Linked DNA regions of Homo sapiens: region 2 is linked to region 1. A link is a loop called in an ENCODE intact Hi-C map of the cell type or tissue named here. Cell type or tissue: ascending aorta. All regions are shown on one strand. Each heading gives the region's core, and the rest is flanking DNA. Links, peaks and the distances in the headings are about the cores only. Region 1 overlaps SNX18 (sorting nexin 18). Region 2 has its middle 65 kb from the start of SNX18.

Region 1 (2,911 bases), core at 128-2,627:
AAATAGGCAGTCCTGTTTTCTGTACTCTTAAATATACAGACTCTACTTCATCGCTCTCTAAATGTTCCAGATGGAGCCTTTTTTCAATAAAAGCCCCAGGACCTCAGGAATGGTATACCAGTAGTGGGCCTGTCAGTCTTGCTGGGTAGAATTTCACCATTGTGCTTCCTTTTACCACTAGTAGAGTTGGCCTGATGTCCTTCAGACATTAATTAAAGATAGCTGGAGTCCCAGCAGGGCACACAAGGTAAGGCTGGGCCACACGGAGACCCTTCCCTGTCTGCTCCCCATTCTCCTGTAGCTAAAAATAGCCCTGAAAGGGTGGTGCCAGGAATACAGAGAAAAGCTCTAAGAAGTTGGGGCTGTTTGCAAATTCATCCTTATTTTTGAAACCTCTGGGCTAGAAATTGAGGCTGTTCATTCTTTTTGTTTTCACTCCATCTTTAGTTGAACCCATTTCTCCTCTCCCCTGCATTTACCCCCAGCTGTTCTCTAAAAAGACCTCATGTCTCTAAAAAGAGAACAGGTCTGGGGCTTACCCTTTGCCCCAGTTTGTGTTTTCTTAGTGAAAATAAGGTGACCGTTGGTGCTTTCGAAATACACGACTCAGTTCCTTGGTTAAAATATAAATGTGACTGCCCAAGGACAGTCTTGGGCACGAAACTGGGTGTGGGCACCGCTCATACCACACCGTCAGGGGTTTCTCAGACTTCTTTTTTGAGCCACATAGCCTTCAGAGTCATGCCGACCACAGTGGGACCGAAGGGAGGCAGAGGACCTGCACTCCCACCCTCCTCCCAGTAACTCAGGGAGCCTATGAGGTTTCCTTGTTCAGCAATGTTGTCCTGTCTGGCCATCTTAGGACTTCTAAGCATAATGCCAGAACCCAAACAAGTGAGAAGTTCTGTGATTCACTTACAAACACTTCCCTTGAACTATTTAATATGTTCCTTCTCTTTGGGCTGAATAAAAAACTATTATTGTATTACCCCATGTATTTTTAAATCAAAGTTTAAATATCAAGTTAGATTTAATTTGCCATATATTTTTGAAGCTCTGTATCATTAACTAAAGGATTATAAAGTGGCAGAGTAATGCTGAGCTCTGTTTGACAAGATTATATCCGGAAGGCAGACGTGTATCATGTCTCATATTTATACAACACAGACTAGAATCTGGCCGCTCTGCCGGTGTCTGCAGGAGGGCTGGGTAGGCCTCTGGTCTTAAGTGAGTTATTTGACTAGCTACAGAGACAGGTCAGCCAGCCTCGGCAGTTCCTTGTGCCAGGATTCTGAGAGCCTGGTGGATGGGCCAGTCTGCCCCAGGAGTTGCACCAAGGGGTGGGACTGAGCTGGGTCTGCTGAGGAAGCTGTGCCAGTGAAGGGGCAGCATGCCAAGCCAAGAAGCCGTGGGTGCAGAGCCTCATCGCAGTGGGAGCTGGCCTGTCGGGACCAGCATGGGCTCTGGAGGGCCAGTGTGTGGGCATGGAGGAGTTTTGGACAAGCTATTTTAACCTGCGTAACGCTCACTTATCTTTGGCCAAGTGGGGGCACTTCCTCACGAGGTCAGCATGAGAATTAAATGTTATAGTTCATAGTAGCTAGTCACTAAATGTTTATTTTTGAAAAATAGATGGGTGAATTTAAAAGGAGATGACAACCAGGCATGGTGGCACATGGCTTTAATACCAGCTACTTGAGAGGCTGAGGGAGGAGAATCACTTGAGCCCAAGAGTTCAAATCCAGCCAGAGCAACACAGTGAGACCTTGTCTCTTTAAAAAAAAAAAAAAAATTAAGGGCGCTCTCCTTTGAAGGACAATTCCAGTAATCTTATCATCCCTCCTGGCAACCTATTGCCACCAGAATTGTAGGCAAAAGTACAAAAGCTCAAGGAGTCTTCAGTCTAGCAATTAAATATCTGCTTTAATCAGTTCGCCCTGTATTGCACACCGGAAGTAATGGCAACTGGGATAAATGTAGATGTTGTTTGGAGTCAATCGTTTGTTGTTGTTCACATTGAAGAGTGTATGTAAACTGTCTCCTCCTGGCTCCCCTCTAACCCAAATCACGTGTTCTGGTGCAGATCACTTAATGTTTCTGAGCTTCAGTTTCCTCATCTGTAAAAGTGAGGTTCATTATTTCCTAGGTACTATTTTGTTAGTTGACTTTTTTAAAAAAATAAGAGTAGTCTTAAGTATCCAGGAAACTTTTAGACATTGTTTCAGGCTGATTTTAATAGTGTTCTCTGTCTACTTATGTGACTGTTTTACGGGAGCATGAAAAGCCCTTATCAGTTGATGTGAAAGAACATTTATGCACGTTTAGTTCAGATCAGCAATCACGCATTGCAGGCTTACCTCACTAGGAACTTCGAATGTAAAAGTGATTAATACCTGGCCTGCTGCTGCCTGGTGAGGGTTCCCGGGTGTTCTGAAGCTGTGGTATGGTAGACAGCTGGAGCGACTTCTCTCTGACCCAAATTAATAGGACTACCAAAGAGATAAATTATGACAGTTTTTTAAAGATGGAGTCTTGCTCTGTCACCTAGGCTGCAGTGCAGTGATGCGATCTCGGCTCACTGCAACCTCTGCCTCGCGAGTTCAAATGATTCTCCTGCCTCAGCCGCCCGAGTAACTGGGATTACAGGCATGTGCCACCATGCTTGGCTAACTTTTTTATTTTTTTTAGTAGAGACGGGGTTTCACTATATTGGCCAGGCTGGTCTTGAACTCCTGACCTCAAGCAATCTACCCACCTTGGCCTTCCAAAGTGCTGGGATTACAGGTGTGAGCCACCGTGCCCAGCCTCTGATATTGATCTTATAGCTTGATTAAACTTTAATTTGAATGAGTTTTAGTTCACTTGTCATTTCTGTACCTTTTCTTATGACTTATCTGTCACTGTGATTTGA
Region 2 (2,911 bases), core at 225-2,724, 58 kb after region 1:
TCCATGTCCTCTCTGTGTCAAGGGGTAACATGAACAGATCCTGAATAAATATAGTTGCATGCCAAGTTATATTTGGGAAGATTCATGTGGTTCCACTGTGTGGGAAAGATGAGAGAGAGCAAGAAACTAGAGGCAACAAGTTAGGAAGCAATTGTCTAGGAAAACAATGGAATTTTAGGAATTTAGATGGGATTGCTATTGCTCTGGGGTTTTAGATTCCAGAACTACACAAGCAGAAATGAGGGTTTTTAAAATATGACTCCCCCGGCAAAAAGGAAAATGACCACATCTAGGTTTCACTTGGGAGGGAATGAGGATAGACGTCTGGCGTTCCCACCAGACTTCTCCCTGGGCTCAGCTCTCTCTGTGGGTCTACCCCTGCCTGCTCCCACGTTTCCCCTCCCTTCTTCCCTTGTTCTGGGCACTGCAGCTTTGTGTTTACCATCATTCAACAGTCAGCAAAGAAATACTTCCCTTTAGCGAATGTAGCAAAGACTAACAAGGCTTGCTGGAAACTGATTAGTTCTGGGGTTTCTTGTCCAGATAGAGCCTCCCTCAAATCATCCTCTTTATCAAAGTCCTCCACGTGGGTGGTGCTGGTTTTATTGAACCTAATCTCTGTTCAGTGAATTGTTGCAATGTAGCAAGCAAAACATCTGATTGTCAATGCCAGTTTAGATCTGAAGTTGCTAAGCCCTCTGTGTTAGGGGACAAACCCAGAATCAGAGACACCTGCACCCCTCCCCAGCTGAGATTTGCTCACCAGACTGAGCTTGGGGGATTCACTTCAGCCCTTTGCAGAGTTTCATCTGGAATATGAGTGCCAAGAAAGCCACTGTGTTCAAGTTGTCCATGAGAATTCGCCTCTATACCCTGGCAAGGCCTGGGAACAGAACAGATCCTCCCTAGAAACGAGAAGTGGAGAACTTTGGAGAAAAACTAACTTCATGGGTAAAACTCTGTTTTCCTTTGAAGGATTCTGGTCATTTTGTTAGAAATTAAGAGAGAAAAACAGATTACGGTTGGCTAGTATAGGCCCCTGGCACCAGGCATCTTGTTCCTTTTTCCTCTATTATATTTCTTGAAATATCTCAGATGGTAGCAGATGCCTGTATCCTAAACTGAAATTATTTGTCTCTGGGCCAGAATACTCTTAGGAAATCATAAGACATCCCATGAGCATTGACTAGAAAAGCTCATGATGCAATGTTAGATACTTTCAGTTGTAACATGTTTTTTAATGTTGTGTTTATATCTTTTTCTTTCCTAAATGTAGAATCTGTTTGGGCTGGGTGTGGTGGCTCATGCCTGTAACCCCAGCACTTTGGGAGGCTGAGGTATGAGGATAGCTTGAGCCTAGGAGTTCAAGACCAGCCTGGGCAACATAGTGCACCAAGACCTCCGTTCTACTAAAAAAAACCAAAAAACAAAAAAACAACAACAAAAAAAACATTAACCAGGCATGCTGGTGTGCACTTGTAATCTCAGCTACTTGGGAGGCTGAGACTGAAGGATCACTTGAGCTCAAGAATTCAAGGCTGCAGTGAGCTACGGCAACAGAGTAAGACCCTGTCTCAAAGAGAAAAATAAATTAGAATCTGTTCGGAATTGAAAAAAAAAGAAAAGTTAAACACATAACTTACCATCATTGACTTTAAAAGAAGCAAACCAACCATGATAGCTGGTTCTGGGGAGAAGGTTAGTAAGTGTGTTAAATCAAATCCCACCCATTCTTGGGTGTTTGGTTTAGGTTGCTTATTCTTTATAAAACCTTCCCTGAGTCAGTATAGCCCATAGTCACCTCTTCTCTGGGCTACTGTAAAAGTGACAGTACTATACAATTTAGTCCTTCATTGGAAATGTCCTTGTATTATTCACCATTGTATGTGCTGTTCCTGTTTCCCCAACCAGATGGTAAGATATGTTAGAAAGCAAGGATCCTACTAGACTCTGTATGTTTGTTTGTTTAAGATTGGGTCTTAAGCTATGTTTCTCAGGCTGGTCTTGAACTCCTTGGATCAAGCAACCCTCCCACCTCAGCCTCCTAAAGTGCTGGGATTACAGGTGTGAGCCACTGTGCCTGGCCTTGCTAGACTTCTTATTTCCTAAAAGCAAGCTTCCTTCTGAGAACATAGTATTTGACAAACACCTACTGAATGAAAACATTGAGCATGGAAGTTGGGCTCATTTCAGATCTGGCTCTGGGTCTTCCCTTCACTACAAGAAGAGCTCAGGCTCAGTGTGACCCAGGCCTTGCTATCTGGAGAAGCTGTGTCATGATAAAGTCAGTCACTTGTTATTGACAGCCACGAGTGGCAGTGGACATTCTGGTTAAGAACAAAGGCCTTGGGGTCAGCAAACCTGGGCCCAGATTTTACTTTTCCCACCTATTAGTCGTGTGGCATTGGACAAGTTATTTTACCAATGCTTAGCTTCCTTATGTATAAAATGAAGATCAAAATAGTACCTACCACTTAGCATGTTTTGGAGAAATAAAATAAGATATGTAGAACCATATGCCCCACTTCCCCAGCTGGGTATGTAAGTAATGTAATTTTCCCAGATTAGGAAATTCATAATCCTGTCCCTTCTTTGTGGACCCCCTTCCAGGGTCCAGCCTGGATACCCAGAAGTGCTTATTTGGTCTCAAGGGTCAGTCCTAGATCTTCTCACCCTGCCGGGTGTTCCAGGCTCCCCAGATGCCCTCTGCTGTAATGACATTGCTGCCAGAGCCTGATGGTGCTGCTACACCTGCTGCAGCTTGGCGAGCCACAGCAGAGCCCTTGACACTGACTGCCTTGCAGTGGCTCCTCAGGCCAGGAGGGAGGCTGTTTCTGGGTTGCCAGTGTGTAGCTCTTTTTTTTTTTTTTTTTTTTTTGAGACGGAGTCTTGCTGTGTTGCCCAGGCTGGA

Evidence for each region. Peaks named below come from ENCODE experiments on the same cell type or tissue, not always from the same donor. Only the 100,000 strongest peaks of a DNase experiment are listed, where the experiment ranks them.
Region 2: a loop joins it to region 1, with 2.3 times the contacts of the local background. A loop is called at or near these places in 6 of 110 quality-filtered maps.

The regions. Positions count from the first base shown.
Region 1 is chr5:54,523,602-54,526,512 of GRCh38, forward strand. The region is part of intron 1 of SNX18 (sorting nexin 18); the gene reads left to right. Among named protein-coding and RNA genes, the nearest start is that of SNX18, 7.3 kb to the left of the region's middle. In ascending aorta, for the core only: no CTCF peak of the experiment used is centred there; DNase peaks (open chromatin) are centred at 760 and 1,330; H3K4me3 peaks cover 2,500 bases; H3K27ac peaks cover 2,500 bases.
Region 2 is chr5:54,581,191-54,584,101 of GRCh38, forward strand. It overlaps a transcript of SNX18 not described here. Among named protein-coding and RNA genes, the nearest start is that of SNX18, 65 kb to the left of the region's middle. In ascending aorta, for the core only: no CTCF peak of the experiment used is centred there; no DNase peak of the experiment used is centred there; H3K27ac peaks cover 1,962 bases.